Linked DNA regions of Homo sapiens: regions 1 and 2 are each linked to region 3. Evidence: chromatin contacts called from ENCODE Hi-C or POLR2A ChIA-PET data. All regions are on one chromosome and are shown on one strand. Each heading gives the region's core, a stretch centred on a gene start or an enhancer-like site at or near the end of the contact. The rest is flanking DNA. Distances are from core to core; before and after follow the strand shown. Region 1 holds the start of RMC1 (regulator of MON1-CCZ1). Region 2 overlaps CABLES1 (Cdk5 and Abl enzyme substrate 1). Region 3 holds the start of ESCO1 (establishment of sister chromatid cohesion N-acetyltransferase 1).

Region 1 (4,132 bases), core at 1,211-3,710, 1.9 Mb after region 3:
AAATCAAAGCTGATGAGGAGGGAAGGGAAGAGAGGAGAGGGCAGATAGACTTGGGTAGAGAGGACAGAACAATGACAGGGCAAACTGGTGATGTTGAGGAAGAGTCACAGGGAGCAGCTAAACAAGCCAGCTGCAGGGATGGCACTGTGTGGCTGGAGAGCAGGGTTCTGGAGTTATCGGTTTTTCCATGTGTGACATGGGCCTGGGTGGGTGAGGCTGAGTGTAGAAGTCTTACATTTCCAGTCTTGTCACTCCTCTGATGAGTTTCAGACCAATATATCCATCTGCCTAGATGTCATTTCTCCTTGGATTCACATGCTCCAAACCAAACTCCTGGGCTCAGACATCAAAGCCACTCAAAAATAGCTCTCTGAGAAATAGAACTACCATATGATCCAGTAATCCAACTTTTGGGTATAGACCCAAAAGAATTAAAAACAGAATATTGAACAGATATTTGCATAGCTTTATTCACAACAGCCAAAGGTGGGAACAACCCACATGCCCATCAACAGACGAATGGATAAACAAAATGTGCTATATACATAAAATGGAATCTTTTTCGGCCTTAATGAAGGAAGGAAATCCTGACACATGCTACATGGATGAACCTTGAGGATATTTTGCTAAGCAAAAGAAGCCAGACACTAATGGACAAATACTATAAAATCCACTTATATGAGATACTTAGAGTAGTCAAATTTAGGGACAGAATCAGATTTGCAAGATAAAAAGTTTCTGGAAACGTATTTCACAATAATGTGAATATGCCTGATACTACTGAACACCTCAAAAAGGGTTAACACGGGGCCGGGCGCGGTGGCTCATGCCTGTAATCTCATCACTGTGGGAGGCCAAGGTGGGCAGATCACCTGAGGTTAGGAGTTGGAGACCAGCCTGGCCAACATGGTGAAACCCGGTCTCTGCTAAAAATACACACAAAAAAATTAGCTGGGCATGGTGGCAGGTGCCTGTAATCCCAGCTACTTGGGAGGCTGATGCGGGAGAATCGCTTGAACCCGGGAGGTGGAGGTTGCAGTGAACCGAGACAGGGCCATTGCACTCCAGCCTGGGCAACAAGAACGAAATTCCGTCTCAAAATAAAATAAAATAAACAATAAAAATAAAGGGTTAACATGGGGGCTGAGCACGGTCAGCGAGAGAATCACTTGAGGCCAGGAGTCTGAGACCAGCCTGGGCAACAGAGAACGCTGTCTCTACAAAGCATAATAATAAAAAAATGAGCCAGGTGTGGTGGCATGCACCCGTGGTCCCAGCTACTTGTGAGGCTGAGATGGGAGGTTGAGACTGCAGTGAGCCGTGTTCGCATCACTGCTCTCCAGCCTGGGCACAGAGACACTCTGTCTCTGAAACAAACAAAAAAAGAGGGGCTAACATGGTAAATTTCATGTTTCTTATCAAGTAAAAAGGCTTGCTGACCCACAATCTATATTAGGTTTCCCTGTTACTAGCAAGGAGTGAAGGATGTGCTATCCCAAAATATGTCCAAAAATTGGTATATTATTTTGAGCTAAAAACACCGGAGAAATTGTAGTTTCAGAAAGGGCTAGATGACCTGTCGTTTCCTACAGGGAATAAGCAGTAAAGATTCCTCTGGGAGTGGCACCCTCTCTGTACCCGGGTCAGAAAATAGCCCTTATCACCAGAGACTGGGAGTTGGGGCTGCAATGGACCTGAATAAATGAACTTCCCAAGTAACACTTACCTTCCACTAATTTTACACCCTCCCCAATATTTCTCCTAGTGACTCTCTTAGAAATGTATCGCCCCAGCCAGATGCCTTTTGTGCTTTCTTCTCAAATGCATCATTCTTTGTCTAAAAAGTATAAAAGCATCTTGCTGTGGCCACTTCTTCAGACCTCACTCTCTTTTGAAGGTCCCCATGAAAAACTAATAAAGTGTGTATGCTTTTCTTTTGTTTATCTGCCTCTTGTCAATTCGGTTTCTGGCTCCAGCGGAAGAGCCCGCAGAAGCGCTGAGGGGACTGGAGACGGTCTCTGGCGCCCCTACACCTGCTCAGTGAGCCTTCAGCCCCTTCTCCCTGACGAAGCTCCCAGAGGCTGGAACTCTGGCGCGGGAGGCACTTGGGAAATCCTCCCGAAAGCAAGGAGGAGCCTTTCCTAGACCGGGAGCGGTCCCACGCGGGGGTACAGGTTGGGGCAGGGGCGACCGAGCCGGGCACAGGAACTCGCAGCAGGGTAGGGTTGGCGGCTACGCCGCCCTCGGTCCGCGGGGAACCACGCGGGCTTCCGGGTCACGCCGCCGCGTTCCGACCGCCCTCGGGGAGAGGGGAGGAGCCTCCAGCGCCGGGCGGGGCGTGGTTAAGGCCGGTGGGCCCCACCGCAGCCAGACGCTGCCCGTTTAAGCGCAGAGGGCCGCGGGTCACGTGGTGGGCGGGGTGGGGGCGTGGCACCAGGAAGCGGCGTCCGCGCCGGGCCCAGAGCCGCAGCCGCAGCCGCCGCTACAGTCCGGGCCGGGCTCCACCGCGCATCCTGCTCCACTCTGGCGACCGCCCCCGGGGCCCCCGCCGCGGGCGCGGCGCCCGCCATGGGCGAGGAGGACTACTATCTGGAGCTGTGCGAGCGGCCGGTGCAGTTCGAGAAGGCGAACCCTGTCAACTGCGTCTTCTTCGATGAGGCCAACAAGCAGGTCCGGCGCGCCCGCGCTTCCTCCCCCGCGCGGCCCTGCCGGGGTCGTGGGCGCGCCAAGGCCGGTCCCGCGCGACCAGGCCCGAGCGTCCCCTCCTGTCCTGTCCCGTCCCGTCCCAGCGCGGGAGGCGGCGCGCGCTCCTTCCTTGTTGGGTGGGCTCAGCCGCGGCCAGGTGTCCTCGCAGGTGACCTCGGGGCTGGACCCCCGAGCCAGCTGCGCGGATGCAGTGGCCCCGTGGCCAGTGTCTCAATTGTTGGCGCGCCCGTCTTATCTAGGCTTCTTTTGTTGTGTTTGTCATTAGTTACACTCGTAGTCAAGGGTTTAGACGTCGAGATTTTCATTTTCCTTGAAATTTTGTAAAGGGGGAAAAGACTGTACTTCAGGCGTATCAGCGGCGCCGATGCGCGAACCGGTGTTAGAACTTGGAGCCTCGGGAACCCGACCCGGTGTCACGGTGGCATCCTTTTCGCTCTCTGCTCTTGGTTTTTAAAATTCACCTGAGCAGCCAAACATCTGTACCTTGATATGTGCCGTGTTACTTTAGTTGAACCCAGGGTGGTGTATAACAGAAATAATCGCTTGCGGGTTGGCTTCTGAGTTTAGATCCTTTCAGAGTTCAGGCTGTTAACCTTGCTGCTTTTCCCTCTCAGGTTTTTGCTGTTCGATCTGGTGGAGCTACTGGCGTGGTAGTTAAAGGCCCAGATGATAGGAATCCCATCTCATTTAGGTAATGGTATAGACACTTTCAGATCATTTTGTCATGTAAACAGAATGATGTTTTTCTAATTCAAATGGTTTTTTATAATTTTGTCATTTGGTCTGCCCTAAGAGGCCTGAAGTCTGTGTGCGCACATGGAATTCCTGTCTGTAGGGAGGGTCTTCGTGGCACTTACTAGCACCTCTTGTCAGAGTGGAATATCTGGAGCAGTTGATTTGGGAGCCAAATACTTCAAAAGTGGGGCAGCCACTTCCTAGCACTGGAAATTAACAAGTCAGCGTGATGATGTGCCCATTTCTGGTTTGTTCACAGAGGAGGGCGTTCATTTCTTTAGCCCAGGTCTTTCCAGAGTGGCAGGTGGAGGAGATTCATTGTTTCTCATGTAATAATACAAGAAAATCATGGCTTCCACTATACTTAAGGTGACTGCATAGTCCCAGTTCGCACTGTTGAACAGGTTTAATGATCAACAGCAGGGCCTTTCACTTTCAGAAGTGTCTCGATTTGGATGATAAGCTATCTGGCCACTGTAACACTGGTGCTTACAGAAGGTGAAAGTATAATGTAGGCCCTCAATTCAGTAGTGACTTAAAAAATTTTACTGTTGGTCTGTGTTAATGAGAAACTGTCCTTTTTTGAGAGGGAGCCTCCCTCTGTTCCCCAGGGTGGAGTGCAGTGGTGCGATCTTGGCTGACTGCAACCTCCGCCTCCCAGGTTCAAGTGATTCTCCTGCTTCAGCTTCCC
Region 2 (3,973 bases), core at 1,146-3,645, 1.6 Mb after region 3:
ATTTCAGCCAAACAGATATTTCTATTTTTAATATACCATTTTAATGAGAATTCAGAACAATGATCTTAGAAAATACCAAGATTTCATCACACTCCACTGGGACTTCTGCTTCATTCTTTCTCACTGGAGTTTTTAAAAGATTCTTTTGGAGCGAATCTCCACCATTCAGAGTTCCTTTCTGCATGCAACTCCAACGTTCTAGGCTTCCAAAAGAGAGGGACAGCAAAGACCATGGGTCTTGCCTGCTTTTCACTCACACATAAAGACTGAGCAGTTGCCTGAGCTGTTAAGCTATGTGGCACAATGTGAAACTGCTGTTTATGGGGGTCAAGTACGACCAAAGAACAGCAATTTCATGTTTCATGTTAATATCAGAAAGATTCCAGCAACATTGATCAGAGCCCTTACCTAAGAAGAATGAACCCGGAAAAGTTTGTCAGCCTCTTTGTGAAAGATGTATTTTTTAGATCCCAAGAGTCTTAACATATACAAATTAAAAAGCTATGAGAAGGGCCAGGCGCGGTGGCTCACACCTGTAATCCCAGCACTTTGGGAGGCCAGGCGGGCGGATCACAAGGTCAGGAGATCGAGACCATCCTGGCTAATATGGTGAAACCCTGTCTCTACTAAAAATACAAAAAATTAGCCGGGCATGGCGGCAGGCGCCTGTAGTCCCAGCTACTCGGGAGGCTGAGGCAGGAGAATGGCATGAACCCAGGAGGCGGAGCTTGCAGTGAGCTGAGATCGCACCACTGCACTCCAGCCTGGGTGACAGAGCAAGACTCCATCTCAAAACAAAAACAAAAAAAACCTATAAGAAACTGACATTGTTAGAAATGAGATCTGTTTTGTTTTCTGTGGACGGCTGACTATGCCCACGCCTGTACGTGTATGCTCTTAATTCCAGGCCAGCAAAATGGTAGCCCTGAAGTTAGTGATAACCTCTCCCTGAATCTGAGGGAGGAAAAGCGTGGAAAAGTTGCCCTCTGCCATCACGAAGCTGTCAGTGTTCTAGAGCTGAGATGATATTTATTACTGTATCAGCGAAGTTTTGAAGTGTGACTAGCTTTGGCGTACAAGAAATACCTCATTTCTTCTTTTTAAATCTACTTAATATGAACTGTAAACCCCCCTTCTACAAGGCTGAGGGGAAATTGAGACTCACTTTTCACTGGGCATTCCTCCCTCCCCATCTCCAGTATTGTGCAAAGAAGGGCCTGGAACCTACTGTAATGCCTAGGATTTGGGGAACACATGCTGGTTGTTGTTCCTTTGGTTGCCCTAGCACTGCCAAAACTGTCACACCCGCCCCGTGACCCCTCCAGGCAAAAAGATCTGCTGCTCTGTGCCAGATGTGAATTACGAATCTTTATCATGGCTGGGAGCCCTGTTCTTGGGGTGCTGATGGTGCAAGGCATGGGTCCCATTTGATCATGGACCCCATGGTCATTTCCCTTCCGACTTAGGAGAATCTTGCACTGCTGCTCCCTCTGCAGTGGCCTGTAATTTAAACATCCCCAGAGGCAATAGGCAGAAAATAGGCCACTCTTGGGAAGAAAACTGGGAGACCAAATCCATGTCACTGAGTATCTATGACTATATTATCTTGCCATAGGAACTTATAAAATAAGGGTAGCAAAAGTCCTGCCAAGGAAGCACTGGGTCTTAGTAGTCACTAGCCACATGTGGCAATTTACATTTAAATTAATTAAAATTAAATAAAAATTCAGTTTCTCAGTCAACTGTTCACATTTCAAGCACTTAGTTGCCACACGTAACCATCGTATGGAACACGGTAGATAAGGACCATCTCCGTCATCACAGGAAGTTCTGTTGCGTGGCACTGGTCTGTAACAAGCCTCACGTGTCTCCAGTAGCAGTTGAGGGTGGCCCCACTATTCTTGCTTATTTTCTTACTCGGCTTAGCCTTAGCAATTTAGAAAGTAGAATGACGTAAGTAGAAAGCCAGGGGGAAGTGGTGACTGCAGTGAGTCACGTTATTTCTCGAGGGACCAGTTCTGTGGGTAGGGTTGGTGGAGCCTTGCCCGTCTTTCTTGTGGTCCCAAGTGTCGCTGAGACGCTTGGACAATCCACTGGAATCCCTGTTTCTAAGAATCCCTGTTTCTTTAAATGGGTTTGGGTTTTATCTCATGGAATAGAATCTTGGACTTTATACGAGCACATGACTATATTTTTTTTTTGTTAGGGCTTCATTTCCTTTGGAGGAAATGCCAAGAAGGGGAGTGTGGAAGAGGCGCGACTGGTTTGGTTCTGTTAACTGTGATGTGTGATGTGCACATTTGGCGGCAGGCAGACAGCTGGCCAGGACAAGGCTGCCCCGGGGAAGCAGTGAGCCTGTGAGCAAATTGAAGACAGATGAAAAGGGGCACAGTGGAAAATCACCCAAGTTTCATGCCATCTGCATGTACCAGTACCGGCGAGACAGCAAAGAGCCACACTAGCTCAGCTCAGTAAATAGTTCGTTACATATCAGACGTTGTATAGACAGGATATGAAAATGGACTGAGACTGCCCCTGCCTGCAGCCAGCTCTCCATCTGAGAACCCTCTCAGTATGGGCTTATTGGAATTCTCCTTATTTCCCTTGGCCTACTCACTCCAAAAAGATATTCCCTACTTCTCTCTTAATTTCAGCCCTAAGTAACATTCTCCATCTGGCAAAATGGAAACAAGGAGAAAATTATTTGGGAGTTGGGAATTTGAAGACCATGCTTGCTGGCTTTGGCTTTGGAAAAGTAGGAAGCCCATGGAACTGAGCTGCTGGTCCTTGAATGAAAAGGAAGACACTGCTGTTTTTGTCCTGCTCTGCATGTGGTCAGTCCCCTCCCTCCCTGCCCACCGCAGGTATTTTTGCTTCATTGCCTTGTTCACGTTTTTGCTTTGTAGGCACTTCCCTATGCCAGTGCCCCTGTGCATTCATCATCTCCATCCTTAATTGCTTTAAGAAGCCTTTTGAGAATCGCCCTGGGGTGCCTGCATAGCAGCTGCAGCAGTAGGGCAGACGGTCTTGTGGGTGTGAACAGAGTTGGTTGTTGGCTTTCTTCTGCATGACTTTGGTGTCGATTCTGAACGGGACTCCAGAGATGTTTTGAGGGTGGCACTACCATGGCCTCCCAGGAAGCCTGCTGTGGAAATGCAGCACTTACTGGGCACAGAAGGTCTTGGGCATTTCTGTTAATTAGACTCCACATTATGGGTAGGATAAGGGAGCCGGCTCATTCATGTAATGCCCAGAGACTAGGATGATGGCTCAACAGAATCAGAGCATCCCTGTTTTTTTTTCTATATTGGAGGATAGCTTTTTTCCCTTCTCTTCTCACCACTCGCTTGGCTCCCTCCTCTCTTCTTACCTGATGACTTTGTCTTTGGCTGGGAGCAATTTGCCCCTGCCTTATATTCGTTCTTGCATAGGTTGTAGGAGATGACCCCTGAATATGGTCCCTCCATCCAGGCCACACAGCAAGTATGCTGTGGGTCTGAGGTGCCTTTGACTAACAGGCACTGGATGTCAGAACATGAAGACCTGGTCATTCCCAAACATGGCTGCAGTTTAGAATCGCCTGGGGAGTGTTTAAAACTCCTGGTGTCCAGGTCACAGCCCATGCCAACTGCCTGGGGGTGGGAGCCAGATAACAGTTTGTCAGAGATCCCCGTACAATTCTGATATGTGGCAAATTTTAAAAATTACCGTAGGGGAAGGGTGTGGTCCTTTGAGGTGTGAGCAGTTACACCTGAGCATAGGTCCATCTTGCATCTCCACGGCAATGTGATGTACTAGAAATGACATTGGATGAACTCTCCAACCTACCGTCCTGGTGACCTTGGCAATCTCCCAAGGGCCTCAGTTTCCTCCTCTGTAAATTGGATCAAAATAGTAGTACCTTTCTCATAGGGTCATCTTAAAGAACCAAAGAAATGATGTGTGAGTCTTTGGAAATAGTAAAGTGCTAAAT
Region 3 (3,880 bases), core at 1,252-3,751:
ATCCATTATTCGAACTGTGCAGCGCTGGTCACGTTCATTAACAGAATAAATACAATCAGCTCTGCATAATAAATTACCAAGCTAAAAAGGACTATCTGGCAAAAGAAGTTAATGGCATTCATTAATTAGGGTACTTTTTTAGTTATTCTGTGAAGCATAATTTATCAATTTAAATGCCAGCACCTTGTATGGGACGGACATTAAAAAAATTACTTGGCCGGGCATGGTGGCTCACGCCTGTAATCCCAGCACTTTGGGAGGCCGAGGCAGGCGGATCACCTGAGGTCAGGAGTTCAAGACCAGCCTGGCCAACACGGTGAAACCCTATCTCTACTAAAAATACAAAAAAATTAGCCGGGCATGGTGGCACTTGTCTGTAATCCCAGCTACTCGGGAGGCCGAGGCAGGAGAATCACTTGAACCCAGGAGGCGGAGATTGCAGTGAGCCGAGATCTCGCCACTGCCCTCCAGCCCGGACGACAGAGTGAGACTCCATCTCAAAAAAAAAAAACAAACAATTACTTGTTCACTACAGGATTATAATATTGATTGAGAAAGGTGAGACAATAGCATATTTTCCTCAGTTAGCAATGATAAAGGAGTTCTAGCTCGTAAGCCAGGACAAATTTTGGAATTGTGCTTCCAAAGTCACATATCTGACCCAACAGTGATACTCTGCATTCTGCCTAAAAGGGAAAAAGTGGCTCTATTACAGTCCTAGTTTCCTCATTTCCTCACATGCTCTAGGCCTGAATTTGCGACTTCCAAATTAAGCACGTTTTAAAGCACTTCTCATCCTACTCCCATGTCTAATTCCATTGATTAGATTTTTTGCTTTTCAAAAAAAAAAAAAAATTCACCAGGCACAGTGGCTCAGGCCTGTAATCCCAGCACTTTTGGAGGCCCAGGTGATCACTTGATCCCAGGAGTTCGAGACCAGCCTGGGCAACATGGCGAAACGCCGTCTCAACAACAAATAGAAAACTTAGCCTAACATGGTAGCGGACGCCTGTAGTCTCAGCCACTCAGGGAGGCGGAGGTGGGAGGATTGCTTGGGGCCGGGGAGGGAGGTCAAGGCTGCAGTGAACAGTGATTACACCACTGCAATCCAGTCTGGGCGACAGAGCGAGACCCCGTCTCAAAATAAAATAATAACTTAAAACTTTATTCGTGTTGGTGTCCTGTGTAAAGCAGAAACTAAGTACTTGACCAGAAGACAAAGTGAATATAGCATAGTTCACTGCAACCTGGATGTTTTCAACTGAAATCTATGTTTTATCCACTTTTTTAAAAAAGCCAATGCTGGTGGGGGGACTAACCACACCTTATGCCACCAAGTAGCGCTTTTGTTTCCTGCGAAGCTTATTTATTGAGATATCGTTTTGTAATACTATCTAGATACTGTGTGCTGCGATTCCTGTTTAAAGGAATCTCATTGCAGCTAAGACTACAGAAAACATGGTTCATAGTACTTCTCAAATCGCAAAGCTTGAGCTCCTTCCTCCTCCTCTTCCTCCCTCCCCTGGTCCCCGCTGCGTCCCCATCGCCCCGGAAAATAAAGCACACGCCGGATTTTCGGACGCATCATTGAGAGGCGGAGGGAGAGGAGGTAGTCTTCGAATTGTTGGACTTGCTATCCCATTCTGCCTGTGCAAAATAAACCCCCATAGTAAAATAATCTTAACCCGTGATAAAAATCGAGGACCCAATTCTCTTTGGTTCGCCTCTCTCCATCGCTATAAACTTCACTGCGGCCCTCAATGCACTCATTTCTACTCCAGAGCCGCCCTACCTGTGCCGAGACCCCCATTTGCAGCATGAGTTACTCTATGACCTTGGGCCCGCTCCCCTCCCAAACTGAAGGCTGTAAAACCAAGACCCCACATCGCGCCCCGCAAACTGCAGAGGCCTCCAGGCTCAGGCCGGGTCAGCGGGTTGCGCCAGGAGGCGGCGAGGGACTGGCTCCGGTGAAGCGCCGGGAAGAGAAAACGCAGGGGGCGGAGACGGGGCCCGGAGCTACCTGCGGGACCAGCACTGGCGCTGCCCCGGTGCTAGCAATGGCTGCGCGCCACCTCGGGGCTCCCGGAGCCCTCGCGGCAGTGCTGGGAACTCCGGCCCTGCCCCGTCGGCGGTCACGACCCCTTATGAACTTCGACCGCCCAGCAAACAGCGGCAGGTGGTGCGCGGACACGCGAGCACGTTAGCTGCCTACCTCAAGCGACGGCGTCTTGGAGCCTAGAGCCTCCCACCTCCCTCCCAGGGGCGCGAAGAGCTGGGACCGGAGCAGTAGGAAGGGGCGTGCGAGGCAACACGCCACCGAGGGTGGAACAGGAAGAGGGAGAACTGTCCGCTCCCTGAAGGGGCTGGCAAAAGAGAGGTGAAGACACAGGCGGCGGGGACCGTCAGGGACGCTCGCGTACCTTCCTTTTGCCTGGCGGAGGGTCAGACTAGCGCCAGCGGATCGCCTCACATCCGGGTATCAGGAGACACTCAGCTGCTTCTGCTGCGGCCGCCGCCTCCCCCGCGGCGCAAACACCAAACTTCCGGCGACGACGGCGACGCCTCGCTCGTCAGATGGGAGTTACCTGTGACCGTCTTGGGTGCGCTTGCGCAACGCTCCTCTTCAGCCCTAACCGGCTCAGCTGACGTGCCCAGAAGACGAAGATGGCCGCCACGCTCACTGCGTGTCACGCAGTTTTTCACCCCGGCCCGGACGGCTGGGCGTCGAGGAAAGGCGAGCTAGTGTCCATCCTCAGCGCAGGCGCGGTGGGAGGCCTAGCGCGCGCGCCTCCGCGGGTGGTCGCCTGGCAGGGAAGTGGCGGCGCCCCCTAGCGGCGGCCGCTTGTCGTTCCTGGGGTCATCGCTTTGAGCTGAAAACCACCCAGGCCCCCAGCGGTTGTGGTTTACCTTGGAAATTTGTCGCAACTGGTTGCCATGTAGGTTTTGGCTGCTTCTGTCTGCGATGTATAATCCAAGTGCCTTTGGTCTTCCATATGAGCCAATGTAAAGAAGGAGGGTGGGGCCGGGCGCGGTGGTTCACGCCTGTAATCCCAGCACTTTGGGAAGCAGAGGCGGGTGGATCATTTGAGGTTAGGAGTTCGAGACCAGCCTGGCCAACATGGCCAACATGGTGAAACCCCGTCTCTACTAGAAATACAAAAATTAGCCGGGTGGTAGTGGCGTGCGACTGTAATCCCAGCTACTCGAGAGGCTGAGGCGGGAGAATCCCTTGAGCCTGGGAGGCGGAGGTTGTGGTGAGCTGAGACTGGGCCACTGCACTCTAGTCTGGACGAGTGAGACCCTGTCTCAAATAAAAAAAAAAGGAGGGTGCAGTCCCTACACTGCCCTCCAGCACCTCCAAAAAATGCAGGGCTTCGCCCTCTCCTTGCACACTTTCTTCCTGTGTATCAGAGTGCAAGAATCATCAGAAATTGTAAAATATTCTGCTAGACTTAGTCAGACTGAGTGTTCAGACAAAGCTTTGGCTCGCTCTTGGACGCCTCTAGAGATAGAATCCAAGATTCTATCACTAGGATTCATGGTTCCCACACTTCTTTCTTTTGTGACAGGAAGGATCTTGCTGTGTAGCCCTGGCTGGTGTGCAGTGGCACAGTAACGGCTCACTGCAGCCTCGACTTGGGCTCAAGCGATCCCACCTGCCTCAGCCTCCCTGAGAACTGCATGTATGAAGCCCACGACACCATGCCAGGCTAATTTTTTTTTTTTTTTTTGAGATGGAGTCTCACTCTTGTCACCCAGGCTAGAGTGCAATGGCACGATCTCGGCTCACTGCAACCTCCGCCTCCCAGGTTCAAGGAATTCTCCTGCCTCAGCCTCCTGAGTAGCTGGGACTACAGGTGCCTGCCACCATGCCCGGCTA

Evidence for each region. A loop is a pair of places that touch in the nucleus more often than their neighbours do. ChIA-PET counts read pairs that join two places held with the same protein, here RNA polymerase II (POLR2A). Pooled maps may share reads with other maps.
Region 1: a loop to region 3 is called in a map of CD4-positive, alpha-beta T cell, with 8 times the contacts of the local background. The contact joins the promoter of RMC1 here to the promoter of ESCO1 in region 3. A Hi-C loop is called at or near these places in 1 of 168 maps with a recorded cell type or tissue (CD4-positive, alpha-beta T cell), 2 of 37 single-sample maps with no recorded cell type and 7 of 50 pooled maps.
Region 2: a map with no recorded cell type shows a loop between it and region 3 (9-fold over the local background). The contact joins the enhancer-like site here to the promoter of ESCO1 in region 3. A Hi-C loop is called at or near these places in 4 of 37 single-sample maps with no recorded cell type and 6 of 50 pooled maps. POLR2A ChIA-PET finds 5 or more read pairs at or near these places in 1 of 52 experiments (OCI-LY7).

What each region holds. Positions count from the first base shown.
Region 1 is chr18:23,501,051-23,505,182 of GRCh38, forward strand. RMC1 (regulator of MON1-CCZ1) reads left to right here and starts at 2,461. Exons shown (of 20, transcript NM_013326.5): 1 at 2,461-2,670; 2 at 3,321-3,397. The coding sequence starts at 2,569. RefSeq lists a silencer at 2,173-2,822 and an enhancer at 3,073-3,172.
Region 2 is chr18:23,229,581-23,233,553 of GRCh38, forward strand. The region is part of intron 4 of CABLES1 (Cdk5 and Abl enzyme substrate 1); the gene reads left to right. Among named protein-coding and RNA genes, the nearest start is that of CABLES1, 96 kb to the left of the region's middle. RefSeq lists enhancers at 2,161-2,320, 2,441-2,490. Within about 2 kb of position 2,396, at least 22 of the 41 ENCODE cell types and tissues checked have a DNase peak (open chromatin) inside an H3K27ac peak, as active enhancers do; they include OCI-LY7, where a contact is called at or near this core.
Region 3 is chr18:21,598,203-21,602,082 of GRCh38, forward strand. ESCO1 (establishment of sister chromatid cohesion N-acetyltransferase 1) reads right to left here and starts at 2,502. Exons shown (of 12, transcript NM_052911.3): 1 at 2,421-2,502. RefSeq lists enhancers at 846-1,140, 2,208-2,727.